Regions from separate parts of the Homo sapiens genome. Here regions 1 and 3 are each linked to region 2. Evidence: chromatin loops called from intact Hi-C (ENCODE). Cell type or tissue: B cell. All regions are shown on one strand. Links, peaks and the distances in the headings refer to the core of each region. The heading gives the core; the rest is flanking DNA.

Region 1 (10,769 bases), core at 1,480-9,479, 48 kb before region 2:
TTCCATGGGACGCACAGAAGCACGCCCTCACTATGTGCGAGCCTGTGGCAGCGCTGGCTGATGTGTCAGTCAGCTCCCAGGCAACTGCCAGCCGAGGCCAGGCTCTGGCCCACAGGCACAGCAGGTCCACCCTCCAAAACTCCAAGGGAGTGGGAGAAGGAACAGAGGCATCACTGAGAGGGTGAAGATGAGGGGCCCTGTGCCCTTACCTCCCCAAAACTAGACTTTCCATTTGAGAACATTCAGGTTCTGCCTTGTTTCCAAGCGTTTGCATCTGCTGTTCCCCCTAGCACCAATGCCTTTCCCTTTTCTAGCTGTTGAACTCCTACCCACCCCTCAAGGCCCAATGCAAAAGTTCCTTCTATTGGATCCTAGCTGCTTCAGGGCCTACCTGTGTCATGGCACGTATCACCCTGAATCATAACAGCCACTTCTGTACCTGTGTCCCCATCCAGAACTCAAGTTCCCTGAAGGCAGGAGTGGGTCTGACTCATCCCTGTGAGGTTGCTGCAGACGCATTATCTCCCCTTTGCATTATTGGTGAAAGGGCCGGGTGGAGGAAGGGAGGATTGCTGCACCAACCTTTCCTCGGCGCCTGTTTACTGGCACCGTCGCATCCATTCCACGCCGATCCTCCGCAGTCCCCCTATCCTGCCAGCCGCTCCTCCTTGGGGCAGGGGCGGCGCGAGCCACAGGGGCGTGCCCGCGAGCGGGTCGGGGCTGCGGAGAGAACGGGCCGGGGTAAAAACCCGACGGCTGCCCGCGGGTGGGCGGGGCGCGCAGAGCCGGTGGGAGGCCGCGGTGGCAGCAGTCGCCCCCGCGCATCGAGGGACCCAGGGACTCGCGCAGATGGCACGCGGCCACCTCGGTCCTGCCGGGGAGCCCCATTTCCAACCGAGGCAACTGAGGTTCCCAAAGCGCCAGCTACCCGCCGGGGTCTGGAGAGCGCCGGGGCCCGGCCGCCCCGCCCAGCCAGAGGTGCCCCGCCCCAAGCCTGGCGCACCTGGCCCCGCCCCGCCGGGACCCCGCCCCCGCCCTAATCAGAGCTGGTTCCGCGCCGCGGCCGCCGCGACAGGTGCAGCAGAGCCGAGCCGGCCGCGCTCCGAACGGCGCCTCCCGCCCCACCATGGGCAACAGCGCGAGCCGCAGCGACTTCGAGTGGGTCTACACCGACCAGCCGCACACGCAGCGGCGCAAGGAGATACTGGGTGAGCGCCGCGCGGGGCCCACCCCGGTGGGGACCGCCCCGTTGGCCCGTCTGGAGTCGCGTCGTGGGGTCGAGCCCAGACGGGCCGCTCCAGCTCTGGCCCAAATTCCAGTGGGCGTTCCGCCATTGCCGCTCCCCTCCCTGGGGTCCCCGGCCGGCTCCCCGAGGGTCCCCCACCCTGGCCGGGTCTGAAACTCCCTGGGACCTGAGGATTCCGAGGACCCCAGTACGGGTCCGAGCGCCAGGGAGCGCGTCCCAGCTGTTCCTCGCGAGCCACTCCCGGGGCCAGGGCCGGGGCTCTGGGATGCTGGGACGCGAGGGCGCAGGGGCGGCCCCGGGACGCGCTACGAGGCGCACGCGCTCCCTGGCGCGGAGGCAGCTTGCGCGACGCGGGGCCTCCACCCGCAGTCACTGGGCGCCTGCTGCGCTCAGAGCCCCTGGGTCTCGCGGCCACGGGCGCCCCAGGCTGGAGTTCAGGGCGGATGAGCGCCGGGAAGGGAGCAAACGCGAATGAGAGGCGCGCGTGTTTTCTTTGAAAAAAGCAAAGATTGTACTAAAGAATCCTTCTATTCTGGCATGTCGCTTATTACGTGGTGGCTGTTTTCCTTGTTGCTTCGTGTCCTCTGCGAGGAGGGCATCTTTACCCACTCGGAGTCACTCTCGTTCATGCCAGAGGCCCCATCCCACCCACAAGCAAGGTGGCCCCGGTGAGTCGTCCTTGGCCCGGGCTTACGGGGTTAAAGGGCCTGCGTCTGGAGAGTGGCTTTTGCCAGATGCCACCAAATCGCCACAGGCTGAGACAGGCCCGCCCCTCCCGCCCTGCCTAAGTCAGCACCGCGCGTTGCCACACTTTGTAATCTTCAGTCAGATTGGGGAAACAATACCATTTCACTGTGGCTTTAATTTGCACTTATTTGATGGAGGTTTCACATTTTAATCGGGCGTTTTATTTAATTTAATTAATTTATTTATTTAGAGACAGAGTCTCGCGATCTCGGCTCACTGCGACCCCCGCCTCCCAGGTTCAAGCGATTCTCCTGCCTCAGCCTTCTGAGTAGCTGGGATTACAGGCACCTGCCACCACACCCGGCTAATTTTTGTATTTGTAGTGAGATGGAGTTTCACCATGTTGGCTAGGCGCGATCTTAGCTCACTGCAACCTCTCCCCACTGGGCTCAACTGATCCTCCTACCTCAGCCTCCTGAGTAGTTGAGACTGCAGGTGTGTACCACTATGCCCGGCTATTTTTTTTGTATTTTTACTAGAAACAGGGTCTTGCCATGTTGCCCAGGCTGGTCTCAAACTTCCGAGCTCGAGGGATCCACCCATCTCAGCCTCCCAAAGTGTTGGGACTACAGGCATGGGCCATGAGCCACCACGCCTGGCCTGAACAACTTTTTTTTTTTTTTTTTTTTTTTTTGAGAGGAAGTCTTGCTCTGTCGCCCAGACCGGAGTGCAGTGATGCGATCTCCACTCACCGCAACCTCCGCCTCCCAGGTTCAAGCGATTCTCCTGCCTCAGCCTTCTGAGTAGCTGGGATTACAGGCACCCGCCACCACACCCGGCTAATTTTGTATTTGTAGTAGAGATGGGGTTTCACCATGTTGGCTAGGCTGGTCTCAAACTCCTGACCTCAGGTGATTCACCCGCCTCTGCCTCCCAAACTGTTGGGATTACAGGTGTGAGCCACTGCGCCCAGCCAACTTTTTCTTTCTTCCTCTTTTTTTAATCCCATGGCAGCATACTGAGATACCATGACTTTTAAATGTTTGAAACCCAAGATACATTGGGTGGCTAGCCTGTGACTGCATCCCGGGGTAACTGGGGCCTCAGGAGCTGGAAGCCTCTATGTGGGTTTGTGACTGCTGTGGTTTCTCCTGGGAGGTGAGCTGCAGCCCAGCATCGTCTGGTCCCAGCAGTGGTAGCTGCCTCCCGTATGCTGTGGAACTCCTGGGGAGGGCTGGGAGGAACCTTGGGGGTCATCTGACCCTCCCTCCCTGCTCATCATGTGAACAGGGCAGGTGTCCTGGCTACTGCCCCTCAGCAGGTCTGAGGTGGGGCTGAGGCTGGAGCAGGGGCCTCCTTGGCCCTGTTTGCATTTCTGTCCCCTCCCCTGGCTATCCCCAGCTTCACTTCACAGGACTCATTGGGTATCTGGCACCATGTGGAAAAGGCAAGAGGCACATGGCAGCCAGTGTCCTGGTCCCTAGGAGCTCATATCCATAGAATAGGAGCTGGGCCTACCTCAGGGCCACCTGGAGGGATCCAGACACTCTGGGCTGTGGCCTCACTTTCCCAATCTGCAAAACGGGCAGTCGTCCTACCAGGCAGAGTAGGTGTGAGGATGAGATGATATCTCAGCTGGGAAGGTGCCCGAGGTGGTACCTGGCCCTCCAGGACGTGGGGAAGGAGCTCTCTCTAAAGAGGGAAGCCACAGGCCCTGGAACCAATCCAGGAGGCTTTCTGGAGGTGGTGGCTAGGAAGGTTGAAAGACTTGGAAAAGGGAGAGGCACCTGGGGCCAGGGCTTGGGGAGCACAAGTCCTCAGGGCGGGCCCTCCAGCTTGGTCCACGCTCCCTTTCCTGCAGGGCGGAAGCAGGGGCTTCCTTTCCACCTGTTGTTTTCAGCTAATAAATTTGGAATGTGCCATTCCCTCCCTCCCCGGCACAAGCTGTTCCCCCAGGTGAATGTCCCTCCTCCCTGCTCTGCCAGGCTCTGTCTTGCTTAGCCTTGCTCGCTCAGTTCAGTCCCACCTCCTGCAGAAAGCCCCTCCACTGCTCCCAGACCTGGCCCAGCTGGATGGGGACCCCTCCTCTGGGTTCCCCTCCATGGCTCCAAGCCCTCTGGGCTCTGGGCTCTTTGGGGCACAGTTCAAGAGCTTGGCTGTGGAGCTGAACCCCTGGCAAGGACCCTGACACCCACTTATTAGCCACGGGTGAGTCTGTAAACAGATGAAGGAGTTGGGGCCTGGGCAAATGAAAAGGGGTTAATAAATCATACCTTCCTAATGGGGCTGCTGTGCAGATTAAACGAGGTGATATGTAAAGTGCTTATTCCAGGACTCGATGAGTATCAGCTGCGATGATAATGATTAATGTCTCAGAGACCTGGCAAGGGCTGTCGTTTCCCTAAGGACAGGGAATACTCTCTGCTTCCTCCATGCCTATGCTATTCCCAGGCCTTGGAGAAATGCTCTGTGTAACTGCCAGCATCTCTTTATAGAAGAGGCAGGAGTGAGGCTGAGAGAGGGGAAGCAACTTGCCGGGGAACACACAGGCCAGGCTGGTGCTCAGGCAGCCTCCTGCCCCACCCAGCTGGCTCCTGCAGCCTATGCCAAGCTCCTGGGTGCCCAGGGATGTTCAATAAAGATCATAATCTGACAGTCAGAATCCAGGAAGTCCTTGCAAAGAGCTGGCTCCAGGAGCTCTGTGGGTTGGGGCCAAAGTCCATCTCCAGCTCCTGCCGGGGAGGGGGACATGCTCCCTAGAACATAACTTCCTAAGAAAGTGGGGTCTCCTAGGCCAGGGCTGAGGCTCCCTGACCTGAAAGGGCAGGACCGGAGCCAGCGAGACTGGCCCCATCAGAGACCCAGCCAGGCGTGGCCGGTGGAGTAAGAGGCAAGCTCTGGGTTTGTTTTTTTTTTGAAAATGAATAGCTTTGTAATTTTGTTTGTTTTTAAATTATGAAAGCAGGGCACACATGGTAATACAAAAATTCAAATAAAGAAAAACAAAAGAGGAAATCCCGGAAGCGAAACTGCTGGCTGTTGCTGGATTATTTGCTTCAGAAAGGCCGGGGCTGAGGCTCTGTCAGTGGTAACTGGTAAAATCCAGGACCAAACTGCCAGAGCCACAAGGGGATCCTGGGGCTCCATCTCCCAGCCACAGAGCTGCCCGGCTGCAGGGTAAACCCATCTCTGTAACGTACGGGGGCCTGGCTGCTCCCAGATCTTCAGTATATATTTGTCACTGGAAATGAAAGGCAGGTTTAGTGAGCGGCTGGTGAGAAGCTGGACACTTGCCACACTTTCCAGATCCAACTAGGTCCCAGGGTGCCTCCCACACTGGACAGGGTCAGGCTTGTCTCTTGGCACAAAACCTCAGGTGGCAGGGATGGAAGCTGTGGGTAGGTGGCTTCCCAGAGCATTAGGCCAGGGCTGGGAGGAAGAAGTTTAGGAAGGAGGGGATTAGGAGGGCTTTGCTGCCTTTGTGAGGAGAAGCTTGTCCCAGGTCAGGTTACTCAGCTGTGGATGGGTGGGGAAGAGGCCACGTTGTATGGAAGCATTTCCTGCTGTGGCCACCAGGTGGCATCGTCAACCCTGAGCAGGTTTGTGGTGGAACAGGGAGCTGGGAAGCAGGTGGCGGCAGAGGTGGAATGTTGGAGGGATGATGGGCAGTGACGGGCACCTCCCATGTGGCCAGTGAGTGACTGTCATATGATGGCATTTGGCCTCCCTGGGAAGGTGATACAGCAGGTCTCCCTAGATGTTGCCAGAGCCAGGGCTTGGGGGCTCACTGGGGCCCAGTGTGGAAGAGATAAGAGGCCCCTTTGCTTTTGGGAGCCCTGCTGGGGACAAGACAAAAGTGACTTTATTGCCAGCTAGTCAGGAGGGGCAGGGGTGGAGTGGCCTGTGACTGGGAGTAGGGGTGTGGCGTGGGGGGGCCCTGTCTCTGCTACTCTTGGAGGCAAGGGTACAGCAGCCTCTCTGGCCTGGCTGCCTGTTTCTGATGCGGTCCCTCTGCTCAATGGCTCAGCAGATTTGTCAGGAGCATTTCTGGGCAAAGGCTGTAACCCATCAGAGTCGCACCAGGGTGATGCAACTGTCCTGTGGGTGCAGGGGGCTTTGGGCTGGCCTCCCTTCAGCAGGCCCTGCCTCTGGCTCTGCCCTCTGGCATTTTATGAGTGAGCCTGCTAACTGGTATAAGTGTGCAGACGTTTCACACCTTGGCATCTGCTGCCCCTTCTTCTCCATAGGCCCCTAGGGAAGACCCCACCTCCATGGGCTCCCAGCCACAGAGGCTGTCAGAGCAGATGCCTTACAGATGGAGACTGAGGAGACAGGTCCAGAGAGGGACAGGGGCTTGCCCAAGGGCACACAGGAGTCTGACTGAGCCTGATCCATGATTTTTTCTTTCTTTTTTTTTTTTTTTTTGAGACGCTTTGTTGCCAGGCTGGAGTCCAGTGGTGTGATTTTGGCTCACTGCAACCTCTGCCTCCCAGGTTCAAGCAATTCTCCTGCCTCAGCCTCCTAAGTAGCTGGAACTACAGGCGCACGCCACCTTGTCCAGCTGATTTTTGTATTTTTAGTAGAGACGGGGTTTCACCATGTTGGCCAGGCTGGTTTTGAACTCCTGACCTCAAGTGATCTGCCCGTCTCAGCCTCCCAAAGTGCTGGGATTACAGGTGTGAGCCACTGCGCCCAGATCTGATCCAGAATTTTCTCTGGGTGCTCTGTGGCAGTGTAGCCAAGCACTAGATCGGTGCTGATGGAGTCTGAGTCCACATCGGGGCCTTGCTCACCATTGTGCAGGCCTGGAGTCGGGGGTCCTGAGTTCAAGTCTTGGCTCGGTCAGCCTTGTTGCACCTTGGTGGGCCCTTCTTTGCACCTCCCTTGACCTCAGACCCTTCCTGAGTCCTGCCTGGACAGGGTGACTTCTAGCAACAGCTGTTGTTCATGGCCACCTGCCCAGATGCCTTGTGCCTCACCTGGGGCCGCTGCTGGAAACCGTCTGTGTGGGTCTGTGTATCTTGGTTCCAGGTGGCTGTGCACGTCGGGCTCTGTGCTGCCCCACGGAGCAGAGAGCCCTCAAGGCACATGTGTCTCCCAGCTACTCCTGCCATCCAGGCTGGAGGTGTGGAAGGGCAGAGTCACACCTGAGGTCAGCTGAGTGCCCACAGCAGGACAGAGTTCCCAGGCTGGGCCAGGTTTGGGTGTCTAGCCAGAGCCCATGCAGGCCTGCAATTCCTCATGGGGCTGCCAGGGAGCTGTGTCTCTCCCTGTCCTTCTCTGCCTTGGGCTTTCCCCCTCTCTTGTGGCCCAGAGAAGATGGGGCCCAAGGCCATGGAACCCATTGACTCCCACTCCCCAGCCCCACCCATTCTCCCTGTCCCCCTTTCTTTGAGGCCCTGGAAGAGGCCCTGTATTAGTGTTCTCCAGAGAGACAGAACTGATAGGATCTATGTATCTATCTCTCACATCTATTATCTATCTATCTATCTATCTATCTATCTATCTATCTATCTATCTATCTATCTGTTTTTGCCATTACTGTCGCCCAGGCTGGAGTGCAGTGGTGCAATTGCGGCTCACTGCAGCCCCGAACTCCTGGGCTCAAGCGATCTTCCCACCTCAGCCTCCCAAGTAGCTGGGACCACAGGCACACACCACCACACCTGGCTGATTTTTAAACTTTTTGCATAATAAGGCCTTGCTATATTGCCCAGGCTGATCCTGACCTCCTGGGCTCAAGGAAACCTCCTGCCTCAGCCTCCCAAAGTGCTGAGATTACAATGTAAGCCACCATGCCTGGATCAATCGATATATCGATCTATCTTCCTATCTTCCTTCCTTCCCTTTCCCTCCCTCCCTCCCTTCCTTCTTTCCTTCCATCCATCCATCCATCCATTCGAAGAGGGGATTTATTAGGGGAATTGGCTCATGTGATTATGGAGGCTGTAAAGTCCCATGACAGACTGTCTGCAAGCTGGAGACCCAGGGGTGGCAGTAGGGGTAGCGTGGTTCAGTCTGAGTCTGAGGGCCTCAGAACCAGGGAACTCGACGGTGGAACCCTCAGTATGATATTGAAGGCCTGAAAGCAGGCGGAGGGTGGAGGGTGCTGGTGTAGTTCCTGGAGTCCAAAGGCTGGAGTTTTGATATCCAAGGACTAGAGAAGTGTGTGTTGCAGCTCCAAGAGAGGGAAGTGGTGGGAGAAGTAGAGAAGGATGGGAGGAGAGAGGGAGGGAAAGACAGGAGGGAGACCCTTGTCTCTGCCTTTTTGTTCTATCGGGGCCCTAGCTGATTGGATGGTGCTGGCCCACATTGTGGGCGGGCCTTCCTCACTCAGTCCACTTACCCTCTGCCAGTCTGGAAACACCTTGACAGACACCCAGAAATAATGCTCCATAGCTCTCGAGGAGTTCCTGAGTCCCCTTGGCACCCAGCTCCAGTGACCCTTGCCTTCTCCATGATGCCCACCCTGGCATCTCCATGACGCCCACCCTGGCATCTCCATGACGCCCACCCTGGCATCTCCTTCCCATCCTGCCGTCCTCTGGTGCCTCCCTGTTGCCCTCCCTGCCCCATGCCCTAGGCAGACCCACCCTCGCTACCTCATCTCACCCTCGCCTTGCCTCGGGCTGTGCCGGAATGGCTCCTGCTGAGACACCATGACCTGGCTAAGTCGAGGGACACCTGCTCTCTCTTCTTGTCCCTGAACCTCTGTGACCCCTGGCAGCTGACCACCTCCAAGCCCTGGCTTCAGTTACTACTCCATCCTGACCGTACCCAGGGTGACCTCAGCCACGACCCTCTCCTGCACATCCAGTCTGCATGGCGTGGTCCCGAGTGTTCCTGGCACGTCCCCACTCCCACTCCCCCAGGGACCTGGGCGCTCTGGAGCTGAAGATGGTAGATCTTTGCAATCTTTGCAAAAAGCGTGGGTTGTTTTCTCCTGTCAAGGAGTCAGTCAACTGACCTTGGGTGGGTGCAGAGTAGACCCACTCCTAAGACAGGGCTTCCGGGGGGCCCACTGGAGGCTGGGGTGTTCAGTGAGGCCTTTCTGCCCAGTGGGTTGGGACTCCCAGCCTGTGCCACCTCTGGAACTCCTTGGGTGCAAAGCTCCAGCAGCTGCTGTTTTCAGAACTGTCATGGAGCTCCTGCTCCAGCAAAGCTTCTCTGGGCCTCAGGCCTTTGGCAGGAGCCCCCTGTACCTGCAGTGTGGGTGTCTCGGGCTCCCTGAGTGCCATTCTCTGCTCGTTCAGCTCCTTGGGGGTCCCTCAGCCACGTGCTGCAGTCCAGCAGGTGCCTGCAGGCAGGTGAGGTGACCTGGGGCTCCCTGCATCTGTTCCCTCCTTGAGTCGCGCCCTGTGCTGCCCATGCTCAGCTGCCTCGTGCACTGCTCAGTTTTTAGTTACTTCCAGTTGGTGGCTCCCAAGCCTGCAAGCTTTGGGCCTGCTCTTGTTGAAACAAGCCAGGGCCAGGCCATCGCCCCAAGACCAGCTTTTCCTCTTAGATCAGAGCACTTCCTTTAATGACAATAGTACCAGCTTGTGCCTACTGAGTGCTGGCACCCCCAGGGCTCAGACTAATGTGCTGGCCACTCCACAGCCTGACGGGCATAGAGGAATGGCGTCCCCATTTCCCAGATGGGAAGACGCAGGCTGGTGGGCCCCTGCTATTGGCCAGGTGATGGCTGGGGTTGGGCCCCTGAGGCTTGTTGGGACCCGCCTGCACTAGGCCTCTTGCCAGATGTGCCACACTGGAAACAGCCCAGAGTCCACTCAGAGGGGACTTAGGGGCATGCCTGTTGGATGGGCCAGCCCAGTGCCTGTTTCTGGGGTCCCAGTGGCTCCGGAGGCCCCAGCACACCCATGGGAGATAGGACCAGCCCATAGCTGGGGCCGGGTGAGGGGCTGGTAGGGTGGGCGCTGCTGTCCTTCTGTGTGCAGGTTTCTCCTCTCTCCAGTGGTCCACAGTGGGGCCCCTGAGGGAAGGCTGGGGCTTGGAGGGGCAGCTGAGTCCTAGGAGGTGCTGAGGAAAGCGGGAAGGGCACGGGGCTCCCTGAAAGGCGGCTGCACAGGGCACAGGGAGGGACCCTGAGGGCGCACCATGTAGGCAGAACTTAGCATCTTTGTTCAGCAGATGGGGAAAGTGAGGCCCATTCTCCAAGGTCAGGGCTGCCAGGCTCTGTCATGGCTCTCACCTCTGAGGGGTGCAGAAGTGGCTGATGCTTGCCTGCACCCAAAAGCTGGAGGCCTGGGCTGGCCCTCCCCAGAGCTGCCTGCTTGTGGCTCACCTGGCACAGGTGTGGCCTGCCCCTCCCTCTTGCCCCAAGGTTTGGTCTCTTTCCAAGGGGAAGCAGCGGCTGGTTGCCTGTGGAATGGGGGCGGGGCGGGGGGGGGTGTTGGGGTGGGAGTGGGGCTGGAGCTGGCCGGCCCCCAGGCGGATTGGCTACTGCCCTGGGGGCAGGGGCGTCCCTGGGTAAGAGGGAGGCAGTGGGCAGTGGTGCCTTCGGACCTGCGGTCTCAGCCTACATACAGACACACAAAGGGGACTTTGCATGCGACTTCCTTGGCCCTGCGCCTGGGCCAGAGCCTTCCTGAGTGGGAGCTGCCAGCAGGTCCTCCTTGCCCTGCCTGACAGGAGACATTGCTTCCCTGCCTGGGACCACTTTGCTGCGGGCGCTGGGTCCCCACCTCCTGGCTGAGGCTCCCCGTGTGCTTGAGTACACAGACGGCATCAAGGCACAGCCTCTGAATCGTCTTCGCTGGCCCAGACCTGCTGGGTGGGAACAAGCTGGGATGAGGCCTGGCTCGGGGAGCAGCAGGGCCCATCTGCCAGCGTG
Region 2 (10,769 bases), core at 1,557-9,556:
CTGTCCATCCCCTTTAAGACTCAGATCAGGCATGCCCGCCCCCAGGGCTCTCCCAGTAGCTCTCCCCTTCACCACAGCCTCCCCTGCAAGAAGCCCTGTGTTCTCTGCATCATAGCATAACATACACTGTATTGACAAGGCTCTCTCTCCACCTGGCTGTGAGCTCTGTGAACACAGGGACCAAGTCTTATTCATCTTTGTGTTCTGGTGCATGGCCCAGAATAGGTGCTCAGTAATTCACAGATGGGGTCATAGCTGTGGATACAAACTGCTCCCCTGGAACTTACAATCTAGAGAGGAGAGACAGGCAACAAATAAAGACACAACATGTAGGAAGAAAAACACAGCAGAGAATGAGAATTAAAGGAATGTGTGTGGGTCGTTCTTAAGACAAACTCTGCGATTACGTGGTATAAGCAGACACCCGGAAGAAGTGAGGGAAGGAGCCCTGAGGTTTTGGGGAGAAAACATTCTGGGCACAAGGGGCCTTGGGTGTAGAGGCCCTGACTTTAGGAGCATGCTTGGCACATCTGGGGCATGGCGTAACTGGGATGAAGGAGGAGAGGTAGAGAGTAGGGAGGAAGTGAGTTCAGAAAGACAGCCAGGGCCACAGCATGCCGGGCTAAGCAGGCCTTGGTAAGGATGTGGACTATATTCTGAGTTAAGCCTAAAATCCTAGAGAGTTCTGGGCAAGGACTGAGACCTGACTGAGAGGTGAAATGCAGTCTGCTTGCTTTGCGGGGAATGGATCAGAGTGGGCTAAATGCAGGAGCAAGCCAGTCAGACAGTGGCTGCTGTGAAACCCCCTGCTGCATGGACACCTGGATGAGAGAGGGCAGGCAGCAGATAGGCAGGGGGCAGGGCCTCAAACACTCGCAGCCTGTCCACTCTCAAACTGGAAACTGTATCTCAAGTTCAGCAGTTGGCTTTCTGAGTCTCCGGAGTTATCTACCAAAATATTTGAGCTGGCTTTTATCCTATATGAGCTGAAGCTGGCAGGAGGCTACTTGTAAAACTCCTTCCTTAGGAAAGAAATGATACACGCTACGCGAGGAAAAAAGAAAACAGCTGTGAATGAATTCTTCCCTCACTTTCGAAGATGTGGGTATGTGGCTAGAAAGATGGGGCAGGTTAAGTGTTTATAATAATCAACCTCTGACCAAGCCGGGTTATAGTTTAGAAAGCTGGGGGGCTGCCAGCTGAGCAGGGTCTTTTGAGAGGCAGTCTGGTCCACTGGGCAGAGACCTGGACTGGAAATCAGAACATCTGGGCTCTGGGCCTTAAGCTCTGCATTCACCAGAGTGGCCTGGGGCAAGTTTCTTAGCACTGTGAGCCTTTGTTTCTTCCTTCTTAAAATGGAGAAAGTAATTCCTGCTATCTCCCTGCAATCTCAGGGAGCCAAGATCCAGGCACAAGAGCATCCAGGAAGGGGTTTGTTCCTTTCTGTAAGGAGTATACGGCTTAGCTCTGGGTGGTGGCACACCAGAATGAAATGACTCTGGCTACGACTGAGGGGTGAGATCCCAGTATCTAGGGATTGGGCACTCCAGGAACAACTTGCATTCACTGTGCCATATGCTTACAAATCACAGTCCCATCTATTTTATCATTTGAGCCTCATGACAACTCTGTGAGGTGGTTGTCACACCCATTTTAAAGACAAGGAAACTGGCCGGGCACGGTGGCTCACACCTGTAATCCCAGCACTTTGGGAGGCCGAGGTGGGTGGATCACCAGAGGTCAGGAGTTCAAGACCAGCCTGGCCAACATGGTGAAACCCTGTCTCTACTAAAAATACAAAAATTAGCCGGGCGTGGTGGCGCATGCCTGTAGTCCCAGCTACTTGGGAGGCTGAGGCAGGAGAATCGCTTGAACCTGGGAGGCAGAGGTTGCAGTGAGCTGAGTTTGCACCACTGCACTCCGGCCTGGGCAACAAGAGCTAGACTCTATCACAAAAAAAAAAAAAAAAAAAAAAAAATGAGGACACTAAGGCTTAGAATGGTGAAATGGCTTGCTCAAGGTTTCACAGCTGCTCCATGTGACAGGGTGGAGCGGGTGCCTGGAGCTAGGGCATGGTACCCTGTCACCTGCCCCCACAATCTGTGCCACTTCTGTCAACCACTGTGCTGACCATGGCAGGCACACCTCAGCTGGCTGCTTCCTGAGCCCTACCAGGAGGCGTCAGGAAGGTGCTGGTGAGGCAAGGCTGGGGAATGAACCACCACCTATCTCAAACCCTGACTGGGCACATGGCGCCTGGGCTGTATCTACAGAAGACTAAAACTCCAAAGGAATCTCGCCATTAGCGTTAGGGAGATAATCCTGGGACTGGTGGAAGGAGGAGACCTCTCTTCTCTAGGATGTAAACTGCAATAAGCCAGCAGCTCTTTTGAGGAGGACAATGGCAGCAGCAGGATGCAGGTGGGATGCTCTGAAATTAGGGGCACCCGTGAGGCATGCACAGTACTACCAATGTGCCGAGGGAGACCCCCAGGGTCAGACAGAGCCTCTTCTCAGATCTTGATTTGAACTTCCAAACCACCAAGATCTGCTGGTGCCGCCGTCCTCCTCCTCATCAGATCCCCCCATTCACCCCCAGCCCTGCAGGGCCCAGGTTCAAGCCCCGCTTCCCTCAGAAAGTGTTCTCTGACCATCAGGATCCAAGAAGCCTGGCTTCCCTCTGTGTCCCAACGTGATGGCTGCTGGCACCACACAGGAGTTGATATTGTTAGTTACCTTTTTTTTTTTTTCCTGAGACAGCGTCTTGCTCTGTTGCCCAGGCTGAAGTGCAGTGGTGTAACCATGGCTCACTGCAGCCTCAGACTCCAGGGCTCAAGCAATTCTGCTACCCCAGCCTCCTGAGTAGCTGGGACCACAGGCACACGCCATCACACTTAGCTAATTTTTAATGCTTTTGTAGAGACAAGGGTCTTGCTATGTTGACCAGGCAGGTCTCGAACTCTCACACTGAAGTGATCCCCTGACCTCCTAAAGTGCTGGGATTACAGGCATGAGCCACTGTGCACGGCTGATATTGTTAGTTACCTTTGCAAATAATTTTTTTAAAAAGAGTAACTTCAAACTGTTATAGTAATTTAGAGGTGACAAAGAATGTTTACAAACATCATCTCATGGTACCCTCACAACAACCCTGTGAGGTGAGTCTGATTCAGCCATTTCACAGATGGCGAAACTGAGTCTTAGGTCAGTGACATGCCCAAGGGCACACTCCTGGCACAGCTGGTACTGGAACCAGATCCGAGTTCACGTCCGAAGTTCCTTCCACAGTATGCACACCTCGGGGCCACAGCAGCTGAAGGCCCTTCCATAGGCTGTGGCTGGAGAAGGCGTGTTCCTCTGTTTGGGGTGGTGATAAGTAGGCCAAGGTGACGGGTGCGATTTCTGTGTGAGACAATTCCATTAACCATGTCCCTCAATCACAGATAGCACCCCTCACCTTGAGCCCAGTTTCACAGGTTGGCCAGCAAGCGGTCTTGGTTCAGGAACTCCATCTTAGTCTGCAGAGAAGGATGCAATGGCAGGAAGTGCCAGGCTATGAGAGGCACACAATATGACATGGGCGCAAGCTGGGAGCTTGTTCAGTCACCAGACACCTCTGATGTGTCAGTCTCTCTTCAGGGCTCCCGAGACACAGAAACAGACACCTGCCCTCGAGGAGCTCACAGTCTAGACAAACAAACCCAGGGTCCAAACAAATGGGACACCAACAGTGTGCGAGGACTGGGAAGGGGTGCCTGAGGTCTTCTGGGGCACTGGGAAGGCTTCACAACAGCAGGGCAAAGGATGAGCAGAAGGTGACCAGGAGTATGGAGAGAACATGCATGAGGGCAGGGGCGGGGCCCCTTTAGACGCAGCCCAGGGAGGACAGACTGAAGAAGGACAAGAGAAGGTGGATGGGTTACAACCCCATTACAACACTTCAGGGGAGAGAGTGTCAGGGGAGAGACGGTGAGAATATGCAGTGCAGGTGGTGAAAATGGGAGCCAGTGAGTCAGAGGGACCAGGGGCTCAGGCCAATGCACAGCCTTCACTGCTGGACATGGTCCCACAGGACCTCGATGCTGAGCTGGGGCCTGGGCTGAGTCAGGAGACAGGGCTCCAGGCACGGCAGCCTCTGGGTCCTGGTGTGTTCCTGCAGCCAGGGATGGATATACTGAGAGCTTATAAGGCAGACGATGTGTGGGTTTTTGGGGTCCAGAGACAAAGAGGCCACTTTCTGAATTTCCAACCTGACTAGATTCATGCAGTGGGAATAGCAGGACAGGCCAAGTGGCAGCTGACTGTTAGGACAGAGGCAAAAATAAAGCCCCGTGGGAGTGCAGGAGGGAGTGCAAAGTCACAGGGAGCGGGGCGGCTGGGAAAGGCTCCATCTGTGGAGCCACATTCTGACAGGACGAGTGAGATTTTAGAAGTGTGGGGAAAAGTGAGAGGGGAAGAAGGGCCAGGGGCACAGGAGAGCCTGAGTAAGAGTGTGACTGACGGTGCGACTTGGGTAGCTGTTGGCATGGAGGCGTACAAAGGCCCTGCCTGATACAACATCTGGAGCCCTGGGGTGAGAACAGGGGTGGGTCAGCAAAGAGACATATCCGGCTTTCAGAAAGTGGCCGCCAGAGGGCAGCTGGGAGCAGGCAGGAGGCCAGGGGCTTGCCGTCCTGTTCCCCTCAGGCAGGGCCATGCTGGGCCTGCTTTCTCTCAGGTGGCACAAGGTGTCAAATGGCCTCGGCAGCCAGGGAGATGAAGACAGTCCAGTACTTCCTTCTCTTTAGGGGAGAAAGAGGTAATTTCCAATGGAAAGAGGTTTACAAGAAGCAAAATTCAGCCCCACCTCCAAGAGCTATGAGGTTTAACAACCTTCCACTCCCCTCCAAAGAGCACATGGAGCTGGGCCTGACTCTTCCCGGGAAGGTCTGCCTGTAAGTCCCTTTCCGGGGCTCTTTCTCAACACTGTGCTGAAGGTGCAGCCCCTGGGCCACTGGGCATCAATGAAGGACATAAGAGGTTGAAAAACTGGGAAAACATTTATTATCCAGCACCAGGAGCTTCATATTTTGAAATATACCAATGATGTTATTACACGCAAACCAAGTAGGAAAAGGACATACATTATGCTCCAAGAGCCAAAGAGAACAAGCACTTCATCCTGTGTTTTAATTCGCCCGGATTCCCACTAAGCTATGGGGTTTTCCTTTTTCTTTTCTTCAGAGTCCCACTGTATAAAGTCGATGAAGAACTACTCTGGTTGCATCAGGGCGAGGACCCTGGTATACCTTGGTGGACCCCTGGAACTCCTCAAAATATCCAGTTTGAAATCCACTGCATTCAACCCCCAAACTGCAAATAAACTTGCCTTTGACCACACATGCTTCTGTCCCACCCCCACCCAATCCAGCAGCAGGGGCACGTCTGACAAGATTTCATTAGTGAGAACCAAATGCGAAGAAACAGTCAAAATCCAGTTACTCAACCCTCTCCTCACCAGCACTGCTTTCCATGCACCTCGGCCCTCTTCCTAAAGCCTGGTCCTTTTCTGGTCCTTGGCCTGGAAAAAGTGATCTTTCATGAGGGAATGCTAGTGGAGGAACGTTGGGCGTGGCCATGGTTCTGCTCAGACTTGTCCTGTGGCCTGCACACATCCTCCCCCTCACTGGGTCTTGGTTTTGTCATCTGTAAATGTAAACCCAGTCTCATGACACCCAAGCCTCCTTCCCTGGCTCCCACTCACTGGCCCTACCCCGGCCTAGACTATCTGCCTTCTACACCAGCAGAGGCTTTGAGGGGGATTTTCTTTAAAATTCACTCCCACTATGTGGTCGAGTGCCATCAGCTTGGGGTCTTGCCTCAAGTGCCACCAGGGCCCTGCTCTCCTGGAGTAATGGGAGACGATGACACGATGACTCTAGTAAGTTCTGAGAGGACCTACAGTGGTTTAATGGAAAACTGCTGGATGTGGGGACAAAAAGAGGAGCAGCATGGGGCACGGCCCTGAAGGCCACATACCAGGCACCGGGCATCTTCGTGTCATGTGAACTGCCACGGGCCTGTGGTGTCATTCCACCTGCTGATGGAGGAGGTGACTTGCTCAGGGTCACACAGACCCAACGTAGCCCGGCTCCAGGACATGCACTCTTCCTGCTAGACCAAGCTGCTCCCACCACACTTCCAGGCACTGGAGGAGAAGAGGAGCATGTTCTCATCCTGGCTTCTCTTCCTGACTGGGTCATATCAGGAAGTGGTTTGGGCCAAGTACAAACTTCCTCCCTCTGGGGCTCAGTTTTCCTGGCTGTGAAATGAGACAGACACTGTGCTATCTCCATGGCACTGTTAAGCGACAACCAGGCAAGACACAGATGCAATGCAGGAAGGAACCAGCCCGAGTTTCACAAAACTTCAACCCTCTCAGGCCCGATGGTCCTCTTTTTATTATAATGTTTTGTAATGATCCTTGCATTATCCTGAAGTGAAATTCATAGATTACATAACCTACCTACCTAAATTCGGATATAATGCCTTACATGTACTGCAAAGGAGAGAGAAAAGAGAAGCAGTCTATAATAAAATGTGCATTACAACACATAAAGGGCCAGACCCAGCTACACTAGGAGACGGAGGCGGTCCACGCTTGCACCTACCCACAGACCCACTGGGAGTGCTGCTGCTGCAAATGGGATGTGACGAAGGGGAGGTCTATGGATGACTGAAACGTCACAGTGACGATGCTGGAGATAGGACTTTACGAAACAGAAAACAACTCTTGGTAAAGTTACAAACAAAATTAAGTATGATTTTCTTTTGACGGATGCAGTAGTCAAATTCCTAGAAAATTCAGCACATACTAAACCTGGTTAAAAAAATAAGTGCTTTTTCTTAAAACAGAGCAAGCTCTGGCTTGAGTTTTTCAACTGCATGTTTTGGTGGGACACGCAAGACAAGACTTCACTGCGCAGGATGATCCTGCACATTGCAATGTGCACCTGTCCCCGCTGTCCCCTAAATCGCCAACAGCTCTCCGTTTCCACTTTGTCTCTGGTGAGAGCTTCTTGTCTGGTCTGACACTGCCATTTCAGAGTCTAGAACATCAACACCTACAAAGAAGACAAAACGTAACTAAAGCCACATGCGAGGCAAAGGCTGAGTGGGGGCAAGAGCCTCCTCCCGGCTTGCAGGGCAGGTTCTCCCCCGACTCAAGGAAGCTCATGGACAGTCAAACTTTCTGCAGAGTTTCAGACACTGTGGCAGGGGAGGCATGTTCCCTATTCAGTTGGGATGTGGCCAAGCGGCTGCTGCTGCTACAACCACTACTACTTACTGCTAGTCACCATCACAGCCCTTCCTGCTTGTGCTAGGCTGTCTGTCTCAAATACTTCTACAGCCATCGTCCCCTTGGACTCTCATGCTGCGAGACAGACATGCCACGGATAACCACCTACATTTCACAGACGAAGAAACCAAGGTCCAAGAAAGGGAAATGAGTTGCCCAAGGCACATGCAAAGAAAGAGCACAGCCAGGTCTAGCACCCAGGTCTCTTGGTTACCTCAACACCATGACCTCTTACCAAGCAGATGACAGCTTACCCGGCACCCTGAAGGGCGCCTTGCCTGGCAAAAGACTGTGGAGGACAATCAGTACTCTGTCTTCCAAATGAGGATACTGAGGCTCGAAAATGTCACTAGACCTGATGAAGTCACACAGTCAGCAGATGGTGGGACTAGGGCAAGAGCCAGGCCTCCTGAGTCTCAGTCTGGAAGGCTAGAATTGGGGTCCCTGTTCTTAGAGGGTTGCTGAGATTCAAAAGGTGAAAAGGCTCATGCAGTTATCACACATATCCTGAGTCCCCGTGGTGTGTCGCCTCTGTACTTGTTCTAGAGAGGCAGGGATGACTGAGACAACACAGGTCCTGCTCCCAACAGGACTAGCGTGCTAGTAGGGATGCTGGTACCAAAGAGGTGTCCTGAATAAAACATGCTAAGTAGCATGATTGAGTAAACATGCAGGGCCAAGGGCACTGGCTGCAGCTGCCCAACAGGAGGCAGTAGATGGAGCAGCAAGGAGGTGGCCCTGGATGTTGGCATGACCGGCACAAGGTCTGACCCTGGGGCCCCGTGGCTCTACAAAGCCCTCTGTGAGGCCAGCTCCCATCCCTTCTTCTCCTTCAGCTACAGGAGTAGCTCCAAAAGTTAAAAAAAAAAAAAAAAAAAAAAAAAAGTAAAGAGAGGAGAAACTGGATTATATACCCCTAAAACCCTTCCTATCTTTAAATTCACTTGTGACTGCAGCTCAGCGGGGGATTATTTATCTACACATTTGATCTCACAGTGCCATGTTTCTTTCTCATGTTCCTGCAGTGATTCATCCAAGGAAACTCTTTCTCAAATAGGCACTCAGACTTCTGATAGTTCCAATAAAAATTATTATGAGGACTGGTAACTGTTATGACTATTTTTAATGCAGAACTACCTCATCCCCATCATAACGGGAGCTTTGCAGGGTTTATAAAAACCTTGCCAAGTTCTCTGAGAACTTTCTGAGGAGCAGAAAAACATCTTTTGCCCTGGGGCCCTCACACTAGTGTGGAGAGCTCCTTATTCCTTAGAATTGTCTCAAATAAACCAAGTGGCCACCTTCACCAATTAGGAGGCACAACCCAGAGAATAACTCATGCTTTGAGACAGTATTATCCACATAAATAACCAATTAATCCAATATGAGAAAAGGAGAAGCTAAAGCCAGAGATCTGATCAACAATGAAAGTAATGACTTTCAGCTTTCAGGACCAGATATTACAATAAAGAAAAAGAAAAGTAACGGCTGAAGGTCTGCCTGAGAGGAAGAAGATTTAAACCACCACCATCATAATAAATAGAAGAACTCAAAAGTCAAGTCCCCTGGGGCTGCTGAATGCAGAGGTAGACTATGTACTTGTCCCCGGCCCAGTGCCACCTGAAAAGGTCACAGTGGGTTTTAAAAAGACAGCAACTATTTACCAAACACTTACTTGGTGTTAGGAACTGTCCTGAGCACTCTAAAGGGATGATCACAGTTAGTCCTCAGAACAACCAACGGGCAGGTACAGGTCAGGCGACTGGGGCACAGGGAGATCAAGTAACTTGCTCAGAATAAGTACATATGCACACACACACGCTCACACGCACCCTCCTGCAGCACGTGCATGCATATACCCACAGCACACAGGGCCCTGGGTGCCGGGATGTGAAAAACGCAGAGAAAAGCACATACCTCCTTGCCCTCAGGAGCTTGTATCTATGCACTCAACACTCAACAGCTCTTTTGGGTCTGTGGATGCATCATGCACTGTGATGGGCGCTGGGATCCAATGGGGATCCAGGTCAGCTGCTGTGTCTCTGCCTCTCACAACAGCCTTGTGGGAGACCAAACAGCAGCCGGGCCTTAATGTTACAAAGTGGTGAATGGCAATGGGGAGCATGGGGAGCACATAGAAGGGGCGCCTCATCCTCACCTGGGGTGGGCATGGGGGGCCACAGAAGTCTTCCCAGAGAAAGGGAAACCCAGTAGGAGAGGAAAGATCAGTACATGAGCAGGCAAAATGAAGAGGAAATGGATAAAGAGAGGCAGAAACCAAGTGTCCCAGGAGGCCAAGCGGGGAGACAGAAGTTGAAGGAGGAGGAAAGCTTTGCTGAGAGAGCACTAGGCTGGATCCAGAGGGCTGGGGAGGATGTTGATAAGCAGAGATGGTAAGAAAACATTCCAGGGAGAGAACAATATTTGAAAAGCTTGGCATCCAATCCCTACAGGACGCTGACTTTTCTACATCTGTCCTTGGCTGTGTGCCTTTCTACTGTTTGCATATTTTTAGAAAACAAAAACACAAGCTCATCTGAAAGCTCCCTGTGTGCTCTTGTCACTTTTGGTATCCTTTTCCTTCAAAAAAAAAAAAAAACTCTCTGGGAAAATATAAAATGACAACCTCTTAAGCCCCAGAGCCACAGAATCTTGCCTCTGATTTGTGTCTTTTTTTTTTTTTTTTTGAGACGGAGTCTTGCTCTGTTGCCAGGCTGGAGTGCAGTGAGGCGATCTCGGCTCACTGCAACCTTTTTCTTCCGGGTTCAAGCGATTCTCCTGCCTCAGCCTCCCAAGTAGCTGGGACTAGAGGTGCACGCCACCAAGCCCAGCTAATTTTTGTATTTTTTCTTTTAGTAGAGACAGAGTTTCACCATGTTGGCCAGGATGGTCTTGATCTCTTGACCTTGTGATCCGCCCGCCTCAGCCTCACAAAGTGGTGGGATTACAGGCGTGAGCCACTGTGCCCACCCTTTATGTCCATTTTTAAAAGTAGGTGACAGTATGATGGTGGGTGCCAAGATCAGCAGGCAGCAGAGAAATACTCTGGTCAGAACTGCCCTTTAAGGAGAGAAGAGGAACGGGTGGGTAGGGGCCAGCATGGGAGAAAAACGCCAACCCTCCCTCTGGCACTTCTGGAGGAATCTAGGTCTCTTAGCTGCTAGCTCTCCCTTCCCCATCATTACACCAGATGGCGTCTCTTTCAGAAGCCAGACGAGGAAGAGCCAAGGAATCTGTGACCCACCAACATGGCTCTAGAAGCTAAACAAGAAGTTTCTCCAGCAGAAGGAAAGGTCCAAGGAATGACAAACACGAATAACAATAACAACTCCTAAAATGTAGACAATGTAGATGTCACCTGACAGCCAAGGAGGTGTACTTATCCTCTATCATGAGCCTGGAACATACCACATGACGTTAGGCTGCCTCC
Region 3 (10,769 bases), core at 1,594-9,593, 51 kb after region 2:
TCTTAACTTTGTAGGGTACACTTAGAGTTAATATTGTACCACTTCAGTAAAATGTTAAGAACTTCATAATTGCATAATTTCATTCTCCATTCCCATCCTTTATGGTGTAGCTGTCATATGTTACTCAAAATACAATGTTACATATTTTTGTTTTGGACAGTCATATATATATATATACATATATATATATATACACACAGCTGACTCTTGAACAGCACAGGTTTGACCTTCACAGGTCCATTATACTACTATTTCTTTTTTTGAGATGTGGTCTCACTCTGTTGCGTAGGCCGGCGTACAGTGGTATGATTACAGCTCACTGCAGCCTCAACTTCCTGGGCTCAAGCAATCCTCCCATCTCAGCCTCCCAAAGTGCTAGGACTACAGGCATGAGCTACCACCATGCCTGACCCAGGTCCACTTGCACATGGAATTTCTTTTACCTCTGCCACCCCGAGACAGCAAGACCAACCCCTCCTTTTCCTCTTGCTCCTCAGCCTATTCAATGTGAAGATGACAAGGATGAAGAACTTTAAGATAATCCATTTCCAATTAATGACTAGTGAAACTAATGAAAACATATTTTCACCTATGATTTTAATAAAATTTTTTCTCTAGCTTAATTATAAGAATACAGTGTATAATACACATAATATACAAAGTATGTATTAACCAACTGCTTATGTTATTGGTAGGGCTTCCTGTCAACAACAGGCTCTTAATAGCTAAAATTTTGGGGGATGCAAAAGTTTAGGTGGATTTTCAACTGTTCGAGGGGCCAGTACCCTAACCCCGGGATTGTTCAAGTCATGTGCGTGTGTGCGTGTATTGAAGAAATAAAAGTCTTTAGGTTTACTCATATATTTCTCTTTTCTGGTAATCTTTATCCATCCCCGAGCACTTGAATTTCCTGGTATCTTTTTTTTTTTTTTTTTTTTTGCAGCCTGAGGAACTTCCTTTAGCATTTCTTTTTTTTTTTTTTTTTTTTTTTTTTTTGAGACAGGGTCTTGCTCTGTCACCCAAGCTGGGTGATCTCAGCTCACTGCAACCTCTGCCTCCCAGGCTCAAATGATCCTCCTGCCTCAGCCTTCTGAGTAGCTGGGACTAAGGACATGTGCCACCATGTCTGGTGTATTTTTGTATTTTTTGTATTTTGTAATTTTTGTATTTTTTGTAGAGAAGGGTTTCAACATGTTGCCCTGGCTGGTCTCAAACTCCTGGTCTCAAGGGATCCGTCCACCTCAGCCTCCGAAAGGGCTGGGATTACAGGCGTGAGCCACCATGCCTGGCCTCCTTTAGGATTTTCTGTACAACAGGTAAGTTGGCAATACATTCTCTTAGTTTTCTTTTATCTGAAAAACATCTTTGTCTTCAAGCTTCAAAGCACTTTTTGTGAATAGAGAATACTGAGGTTTTTTTTTTTTTTTTGTCTTTCAGCACTTTAAAGGTATTGTTTCATTGTCTTCTGGCCTCCATGGTTTCTGAGAAGTCAGCCATCATTCACATATAATGTATGCAATGGATCCCTTTTCCTTTGGTCATTTTTAATATTTTCTTTTTCTTTCGTTTTCAGCAGTGTGACTTTGATGGGTTTAGGTGTGGTTCTTTTTGCATTCATTTTGCTAGGGTTTCACTGAGATTCTTAGGTATGTAATTTAAGGCTTTTCACCAAATTTGGGAAATTCTGGTCATTATTTCCTCAATTATTTTTCTTCTGCCTCATTCTCTTTCTCCTCTTCCTCTGGCACTCCAATTACACGTATGTAGACCTCCTGATATTATCACAAGGCACTGGTAATTCTTTTTAAAATATTTTCCCATTTTTCAGATTAGATATCTATTGATCTGTCTCCAAGTCCACTACCCTTTCTTCTGGATCTCTGATCCACTTTTAGTCTCATCCAGTAAATTTTTCATTTCATTTCCAGTAGTAGAATTTTCACTGGGCAAGTTTTTTTTTTTTTTTTTTGAGACGGAGTCTCGCTCTGTCGCCCAGGCTGGAGTGCAGTGGCGCGATCTCGGCTCACTGCAAGCTCCGCCTCCCGGGTTCACGCCATTCTCCTGCCTCAGCCTCCCGCGTAGCTGGGACTACAGGCGCCCGCCACCACGCCCGGCTAATTTTTTGTATTTTTTAGTAGAGACGGGGTTTCACTGTGTTAGCCAGGATGGTCTCGATCTCCTGACCTCGTGATCCGCCCGCCTCGGCCTCCCAAAGTGCTGGGATTACAGGCGTGAGCCACCGCGCCCGGCACTGGGCAAGTTTTTTATAATTTCCATTTCTCCTTTGGGATTTCCTGTTTGTTCACTTTATCCACCTTTTACTTAAAGTCTGTGAACATATTTATTATGGGTAATTTGAAGAACTTGCCTGCTCGTTTCAACTTCAGGAGCATTTCAGGGTCTACTGACTGCTTTTTTCCCCTTAAGTATATGTCATATTTTCTGACTCTATATGTCTACTAACTTATGATTGTATGTTAGATACTGTATGATACATTGCAGAAAGTCTGGATTATGCTATCTTTCTTTAAAGATGTGAAGTCTGTTCTGGTAGTCAGGGAAATTACTGGCAGATCCTTTTGGTGCTACCAAGCTTGGTTCAAACCTTTCTTCAGTTCTATTTCCATTTTGAACTTAGCCCTAGGGTATCCCCCTCCTCTGCAACCACCCCCCCATCTGACTCAAGAGCACAGTCCTACTCCTAAAGTGTGACAGTTCTGGGATCTCAACTGAATGCCTGAGGTGTTCTGGGCGGTTTCTTCATTCAGGTTAAGCCGGATCTGCAACATCTCCCAGAACTGAATGACCTCTGGCATCATCATTCAGCTCTCAGCCCTACAGCAGGCGATCTCTGCCAGGCCTCATGAAGAATCTCACTCTGTACATGCACACCCAGCCCTCAGCCAACAATCCAAATAGAATCCTTACACAGAACTCTGCTGTCTTTGCCCTGTCACAGGGCTTCCATTTCTCTAGTTCCTTGCCCTGCAAAGTCCAACTATTTCAGTGGCGTAGAATTCTAATTTCTGCCCACTGAGCTGACTAAAATCACCTTTCCATTTGGGCTCCACCACTCCATGCCAAGACTAGATAGTGACTGCAGGCAGAAAGCCAGGGGCTTCTCATGGTGTTTCTTCTCTCAAGAATCAAAGTCCTATCTTATCTGTCCAATGTCTGAAAATGGCAGGGATTTAATATCTTCTATGAGTCTCAGTACCCTTTGTATATTCAGTTGCTTCACATATTTTACACAGTTTCATAGTTGCTTTTGTCAAGAGAGCAAGTCATTACCATTATTCTGCCATGGCCAGAGGCAGAAGTCAAATATGATTATTAAACTACCAAAGGGTATTCTTTTTCATTTTCTGAAGATGCTAGCCTAAGAGTAAACATCTTTTCTGTGAGAAGTGCCTTTCAGTTTCACCCCTCATTTCCTCTGTCCTTCACACGTTACTACTGTCTTTTATCAGTTTCACTAGGTAGGTAACAGGTAAGAGTGAACCTTTTGGCACTCCAATTACACGTACGTAGATAAAATAGAGTACTATTTTAACTCTATCATCTAGCTTTAATGAAGCACTTGAGAAGAATTATGAAAAGAAGCAAAAAATGTGGCAAGCTTTCTGAGTAGGGTGCTATGAGATAGGGATTCCAACCCTTGCTTTGTTATTGACATGCTGTATGTTCCTGGGCATTCAGGTCTCTACTTTGACCCTGGTGTCTCCAGGTCCGATGAAAAAAAAAATGATCTTATAAATAACCATGTACTGCAGGAGTGGTACCAATTCCTAAATCGTTCATGTCAGGGCAATAGAAAATGTTGGAAAGATAGAATAGGAACTGTTGGCACTTGTGACGCAATTTAGTGAGCAAGTTAAGAAACGTATCCTGTTTGAGGTAGCATCTTATAATGTGAAACCATGAATTGCGCTCAGCACCTGGTATACTGCTTAGGTAGTAGGTACAGTGTAAGTGGTGATCATATGAATAACTATGCATAGATGAATACATGAATGAATGAATGAATGAGGAAGACGGGCATCAACACTCACACAGGATACTGATATTAAATCCTAAGGCATTTGGCTTTGGATTTTGAAAACAGTAAATGCTCAATAAACAACAACTGTGTTGACTTGAATTAAAAGATGTGCTTTCCATGTGTCCAGACTCCAAGAGAAGGCAGAGTGGGCTGAAAATAAATCACAGAGCTATACTAGAAGACACTCTACTTAGGAGATCTAGTTCAAAAACTTGCTGTGGTGACTTGGGAAAGTCAACTTTCTTCTGTGGATTTTAGTTTTCTTTTCTGTAAACAGACTAACCTCACTTCTCTTTCTTTCTCATTGGGATGTTTGTGAATGAAAGGGTCTTTCACTAACAAGAAATGAATTATGTTTGTATAATAATGACATTTCATGAGAATTTGTGTTAAGAAGGCAGGGTGTTTTGAGTACAAAGCCCTTGTGTCCTGGGAGTAGAGAAAAGGAGGACAGAGAAATGGCTACCCAAAATTAGTTACAGTCTCTAACACATTATGAAATCCTATTAACAATGCTGCATTAGGCTTTTTAAATATAATATTTTATATGTGCTATCATTATTTGACTCCTAGAACCTCAACTATGGCTCCAAAAACCAAAATGGAAATTGGATCTGCCAGAGATTCTGGTATTCTCAACCACTTTGCCTGAGAGACATTTCTTTAAAAAGTTTACACTAAAATAGCTCAGCCAGCCACAAGACGCTAAAAGTTGCCTTTTCCTTTCCAGTTCACTCACAGTTCAGTTCCAGCTCTTGCTGATAGGGCCTGCCTAAGCCTGCCTGCTCTGTGAAGTCCAACTGTTTCTTATACCAGAGGGAAGACATGAAGAACAACAAACTCAGATTAAAAAAAAAACAAACTCCAAATCATTTTTCTGATGATCTGAGACTTGTCCTCAGAAAATGTTTTATTTCCAGAGTTACAGCATCTGGAAAGAAAGTGTGAATGGCCAAATAAAGAAACCCCGATGTCAGCTGAGCAGTCTCTTAGGGGGACTGTAATATGGCTCTTCACCGATATCTGTGACCTTAGACTTCCGTGGACTTGGTGTTCATGAGGACACTATGCTACATATAATCTTTCTCCATATACATCTTTCATCATATAAAGGGAGAAGTAAAGGGGAAAGGTAAAAATCCCACCACTGGACTCCTGGGAGTGGGAAATCTAGTTTCTAGCACATGCCCTGGTGGTTCAGGCTCCTGTGCCTTGTAAACACAGTTGTCCTCACCTCCTGAAACAACCTCTTACCCCATCTACAGGCAAACTTGGGTTTGTCCTTCAAGATCCAATTTGCCTGTATCTTCTTTAATGAAGTGTTTACTGAGCCCCCAGGATAGAGAAAATTATTCCTGCTGCTGTGCTACTTCTGTATTTTGAAATTTTATCTATTTAGTGGTCACAGAGCATTACCCTTTAGGAAGGGACTATCATTTTTTATTCATCTTTTATAATCAATTGTGGGCAGCCCAATTCTTGGTACATGGTGTGTGTTCAGAATCTTTGTTAAGCTATTTTGCCTGAAAGGACTGGGACTCAAGAAGTGCACAAATTACTAGTGATATGAAAAGGGGACAGATAGGGCCTCGTTTTTTCAAGCTTAGAGTTTGCTGAGTCTAGCCTCCAATATCAGGCCACCCTGCCCTGAGGTACTCCCTTCCAACCACACTCCTGGTTAAACTCATCCGCAGCAGAAGTAGACCACATGTGCTAGCCAAGGCAACTGAATATTCTACGGACATCATTACTAATTTCCAGGAGGAAATTATAACATCTCTGAGAAATGCAAGTAGCATAAAAGAAAAACTTAAAAGACAGATAACAAATGAAGCAACCTCTACCATGGGAAACAGAATTTAAAAATCCAATAGGTATAATAAATGTCTTTGGAGACACAAGGGAAGATACTTAAAACATTAAGTGAGAGTAAGCCATAAGGAAGAACAACCAAGCAATTTTTTTTTTAGTATAAAAATATAATTGCTGAAATAGAGAACTCAGTAAGTATGCTCAGCAGAAGAGGCAAAGATGAGAAACTTAGAATAGGGTCAAAGAGTTGACCCAAAAACATCAGGTAGGGAAAAAGGGACAGGGACTACAGAAGTAAAAGGCATCTCAGAAGCAAAAAAAAAATTAAAAAAAAGATGAAATGACAGATAATTTTATAGAATTCAAGAAAGATGTAAGAGCTCAAGACTGAAAGGGTCAACAGCGTTCCAAACAGAACTGATACGAAAACAACGTGGGCCAGGCGCGGTGGCTCACGCCTGTAATCCCAGCACTTTGGGAGGCCGAGGTGGGCGGATCGTGAGGTCAGGAGTTCGAGACCAGCCCGGCCAACATGGTGAAACCTTGTCTCTACTAAAAATACAAAAATTAGCAGGGTGTGGTGGCATGCACCTGTAATCCCAGCTACTCGGGATGCTGAGACAGGAGAATGGCTTGAACCCAGGAGGCAGAGGTTGTGGTGAGCCGAGATCGAGCCATTGCACTCCAGTCTGGTGACAGAGCAAGACTCCGTCTCCAAAAGAAAAAGAGAAAGAAAAAGAAAAAAGAAAAAAGACAACAACGTAAGTGTGCACATGCACACATACAGACACAAACACTGATTACGATATCTAAGTACAGCAGAGACAGACAATTCTAAAAGCTTTCCACATAAAACCAAGTCACCTACAAAGGAACAAAAATCAGACCAGACTTCTACACCTCAGCTAGGGTAAAACAATGAGATATTATCTTCAGAATGCTGGAGAAAACAAATTTTTGAACCTTACTTTTCAGTCTATACCAATCTAAACTATCATATACATGTAAGGAAGAAAGAAATATATTTTTAGGTATACAAGATTTCAGAAAGTTTTCCAGATACAGACCTTCTTTGGAAAAATGTTACTGTATATATTCTAGCAAAAAGAAAATTTGCTCCTAGGAATAAATAGCAGGGTATGGCAAGTGGGAGCATCCAACTGAATACTTTTAAGCCATGAAGAGGGAATGAGGTACTGACACATGGTACAATAGACAGAACTTAGAAAACATTATGCGCAGAGAAAAAGGCAAGACACGAAAGGCCACATATTATATGATTACATTTATATGATACTCAGAATAGGCAGATTTAAAGAGAGAGGACACAGATTTTTTTTTTTTTTTTTAAGGAGTCTCACCCTTGTCGCCCAGGCTGGAGTGCAATGGTGCGATCTCAGCTCACGGCAACCTCCCCCTCCCAGGTTCAAGCAATTCTCCTGCCTCGGCCTCCCAAGTAGCTAGGATTACAGGCATGCACCACAATGCCCAGCTAATTCGTATTTTCAGTAGAGACGGGGTTTCACCATTTTGGTCAGGCTGGTCTTGACTCCTGACCTCAGGTGATCTGCCCACCTTGGCCTCCCAAAGTGCTGGGATTACAGACATGAGCCACCATGCCCGGCCAGGACACAGATTAGTGGTTGTCACAGGCTGGTTGACAGGGGATGTGTGCCTGGGTGTTAATTTATAAAGGTCACTGAGAATGACACAAAGAGGTCAGTGCCATTGAAAGAAAAGTTTAATGTCATTCACAGTTCCCCCACAAAATAAGAGGCACAGCACAACATGCAGGGCCACGGGGGAAGCACCAGAGTCAATAAGGGGACAGGAGCCAGGGGAAGGCACAGGCCACAGCCCTTACTGGGGCTTCCACAGAGAAGGCAAGGCAGGCACGATAAATGGCTTAGAAAAAGCTATACCTGAATAATTCTAGCAGGCTTTGGGGCCTAGGAGGTGTCCCTAGTTGTCTGGGACCTGGTTCTGGGTTGATTTAGAGCAGGGGAAATATTGGCTTGGTGTGTGCGCATCAGATAAAGGAAGTGGCTGGGGTATGGACTCAGAATTGGTTGGTTTGTATACGAAAGACAGATTCACCAACAAAAGCTTCTTACTGTCTCTAGGAATTAGCTAACCCTGGGAGGGGCAGTCTCTTCCCCAGCCAACATGGCCGCGTAAAGATGTCAAAACGTCAGCCGGGCACGCTGGCTCACGCCTGTATTCCCAGCACTTTGGGAGGCCAAAGTGGGCAGATCATGAGGTCAGAAGATCGAGACCATCCTGGCCAACATGGTGAAACCCCATCTCTGCTAAAAATACAAAAATTAGCTGGGTGTGGTGGCGCGTGCCTATAATCCCAGCTACTTGGGAGGCTGAGGCAGGAGAATCGCTTGAACCTGGGAGGCAGATGTTGCGGTGATCTGGGATCACGCCACTGCACTCCAGCCTGGCAACAGAGTGAGATTCTGTCTCAAAAAAAAAAAAAAAAAAAAAAAAGTCCAAAAATAATAAAATGCAAAAAATATGATTGATACAGAGTGAGGGAAGAGACTAATTAATACGGAACTTCCTTTTGTGATAAAAAGAACTATGCAAGAGGGGCTGGGCACAGTGGCTCACGCCTGTATTCTCAACACTTTGGGAGGCTGAGGCAGGATTGCTTGAGCCCAGGAGTTTGAGACCAGCCTGGGCAACATGGTGAAACCCTGTCTTTACCAAAAAATACAAAAATTAGCTGGGTGCAGTAGCATGTGCCTATAGTCCCAGCTACTCAGGAGGCTGAGGTGGGGGAATAGCTTGAACCTGGGTAATAAAAATATATAAAAACTAGATAAAGATGGTGGTTACAAAGTCACAGTTTTACAGTGTGCAATTCAGTGGTGTTTAGTACATTCACATTAAAACAAAAATCTCATAAAGTTTCTTATTGCCTAAGGTTTAATGATGTTTGAGTAATCAATGATAATCAATGACTATTTTTAAATAAAATATCCATAACTTTGCTCAAAAATTCCAGACACAACAACTTTTGTATACGTATAGGGTGTTACTCTATGAAGAACAGAAGGCAGTAAGAGTATATTAAAGACAAGGAAGCTGCAGACACTGACAAATTTTAAAACGACGATAAAGAAAAATACGTATAAGCATGGGTCACACTAAGGGAGGAGTAGCCATGAGGAGAATAAAAATAGAACCTATAGTTTTCCAACCAACTGAAGAAATATAATATATCCATTAGAAGGCGAAATGAGAAAAAACGAGGAGAAAAAGCATAAAAAATAGAAAATATAGAATAAGACAGCAGAATTAAAAGCTATTATTATGTTAATCTTTCTTTTGCTTGTGTACTGCTATGGACTGACTGTGGCCCCCAAAATTCATATGTTGAAGCCCTAACCCTCAATGTGACTATAACTAGAGACAGGGCCTGCAGAAAGTCAATTAAGGTTAAATGAGCTCCTAAGGGTAGGGCCCTGATTGACAGGATTAGTGTTTTTATATGAAGAGATGCCAGACATGTGCATGCTCTCATGTGCACTCTCTCTCTCTGCCAGGTGAGTGCACTGCAAGAAGGTGGCCATCTGCAAGCCAGGAAGAGGGCCCTTGCCAGAAACTGAACTGCCTGGCGTCTTGATCTCGGACTTCCCAGCCTCCAGAACTGTGAGAAAATAAATGTCTTGTTTAAACCACCTAGTCTATGGTATTTTGCTACAGCAGCCCAAGCAGACTAATACACATACCTTCTAAAAGTATTTAGAAAACCTATGTATCTTGCATTTTTTTTTTTTTTGAGACACGGTCTCCTGCTGTTGCCCAGGCTGGAGTGCAATGGTGCAATCTCTGCTCACTGCAACCTCTGCCTCCTGGGTTCAAGAGATTCTCCTACCTCAGCCTCCCAAGTAGCTGGGGCTACAGGTGCACACCACCATGCCTGGCTAATTTTTGTATTTTTGGGTAGAGACAGGGTTTCACCATGTTGCCCAGGCTGGTCTTGACCTCCTGGGCTCAAGCAATCCTCCTGCCTTGGCCTCCCAAAGTACTGGGATTACAGGCATGAGACACCGTGCCTGGCCCCTCCTGCATATTTTTAAGGTGACATCTACAATTTTTCAAGGTAAATTTAAATGGTTGCGAAAAGATGTAATATTTAGAAACATTATATATGGCATGCATGCATTCAATATATTAAATTTATAAATGCAATTTAATATGTAAGTGTAAGCTCTTTCAGAATTTACAAAGAAGGTCTGACATAGAACATAATTGGCAAAGCCTGTCTGCTCTGTCAAACATTCAGGCGAATCAGATTTACTTTCTGTCAGAAAAAGTTTGACCTTATTTTCAACTCAAACATGCTATACACATCACAGTGAAAGCATAGCACTTCGGGATTCTTAGTTTTAAAACCAACTACCAGATAGGTAAGGCATGGGGATGCACCATGAGTTGGTAGCCTGGAAGAAAAAAGACCTGCCCTTCCGTTATTTTTTACAGAGACCTTCTTTGCTTTGCTTTTATGAGACTCTCCTTTAGGGCCAACGAGTTTTCAAACTATTTCTGTTTGGTCCACCGAGGTATTATGTCCTGAGGTAAGGTAAGGAAGATCGTAAAATGTGGAAGGGGTCAGTGATATGCCTTTCTTCTGTACAGTAAGAGGAGAAGCCATGAAAGCTGATGGGAGAAAGGAGCAGCAGCACACAGACACATTTCCTAACAGATCGACATTGGCCTGGAATATACACGGAAGTTAGAAACCAGGGAACTGGCTCCCTCGCCAATTTATCCCCAGGAAGTCTTTATGTACCCCCAGGAATAAACATGCCCCAGTTTGAAGACTGCTGTGCTAATGCAATAGTAATGACCATACCATAAACAAGTTACAATTACTGGCCAAGAGACAGGAATTGTTAGA

Evidence for each region. A loop is a pair of places that touch in the nucleus more often than their neighbours do. Peaks named below come from ENCODE experiments on the same cell type or tissue, not always from the same donor. Only the 100,000 strongest peaks of a DNase experiment are listed, where the experiment ranks them.
Region 1: it touches region 2 in a loop (2.7-fold over the local background); 5 of 110 quality-filtered maps call a loop at or near these places.
Region 3: a loop joins it to region 2, with 18 times the contacts of the local background. A loop is called at or near these places in 38 of 110 quality-filtered maps.

Annotation. Positions count from the first base shown.
Region 1 is chr14:100,149,945-100,160,713 of GRCh38, reverse strand. DEGS2 (delta 4-desaturase, sphingolipid 2) reads left to right here and starts at 1,069. Exons shown (of 3, transcript NM_206918.3): 1 at 1,069-1,208. The coding sequence starts at 1,127. LOC124903380 (a long non-coding RNA gene) reads right to left here and starts at 677. Exons shown (of 2, transcript XR_007064330.1): 1 at 583-677. RefSeq lists silencers at 723-1,122, 1,223-1,282. In B cell, for the core only: CTCF peaks have their summits at 5,318 and 5,520 (motif pointing right); DNase peaks (open chromatin) are centred at 1,763, 2,607, 2,973, 5,515 and 1 weaker place; H3K4me3 peaks cover 500 bases; H3K27ac peaks cover 279 bases.
Region 2 is chr14:100,102,358-100,113,126 of GRCh38, reverse strand. The region is part of intron 3 of EVL (Enah/Vasp-like); the gene reads right to left. MIR151B (microRNA 151b) reads left to right here and starts at 3,613; the gene lies at 3,613-3,708. It overlaps MIR342 (microRNA 342), which reads right to left and starts at 3,472; the gene lies at 3,374-3,472. In B cell, for the core only: CTCF peaks have their summits at 4,444 and 4,645 (motif pointing right); a DNase peak (open chromatin) is centred at 4,636; H3K27ac peaks cover 3,150 bases.
Region 3 is chr14:100,051,631-100,062,399 of GRCh38, reverse strand. It overlaps LOC124903379 (a long non-coding RNA gene), which reads left to right. Exons shown (of 2, transcript XR_007064329.1): 2 at 9,412-10,769. It also overlaps a transcript of EVL not described here. Among named protein-coding and RNA genes, the nearest start is that of EVL, 8.4 kb to the left of the region's middle. In B cell, for the core only: CTCF peaks have their summits at 5,091 and 5,296; DNase peaks (open chromatin) are centred at 3,421 and 5,279; H3K27ac peaks cover 514 bases.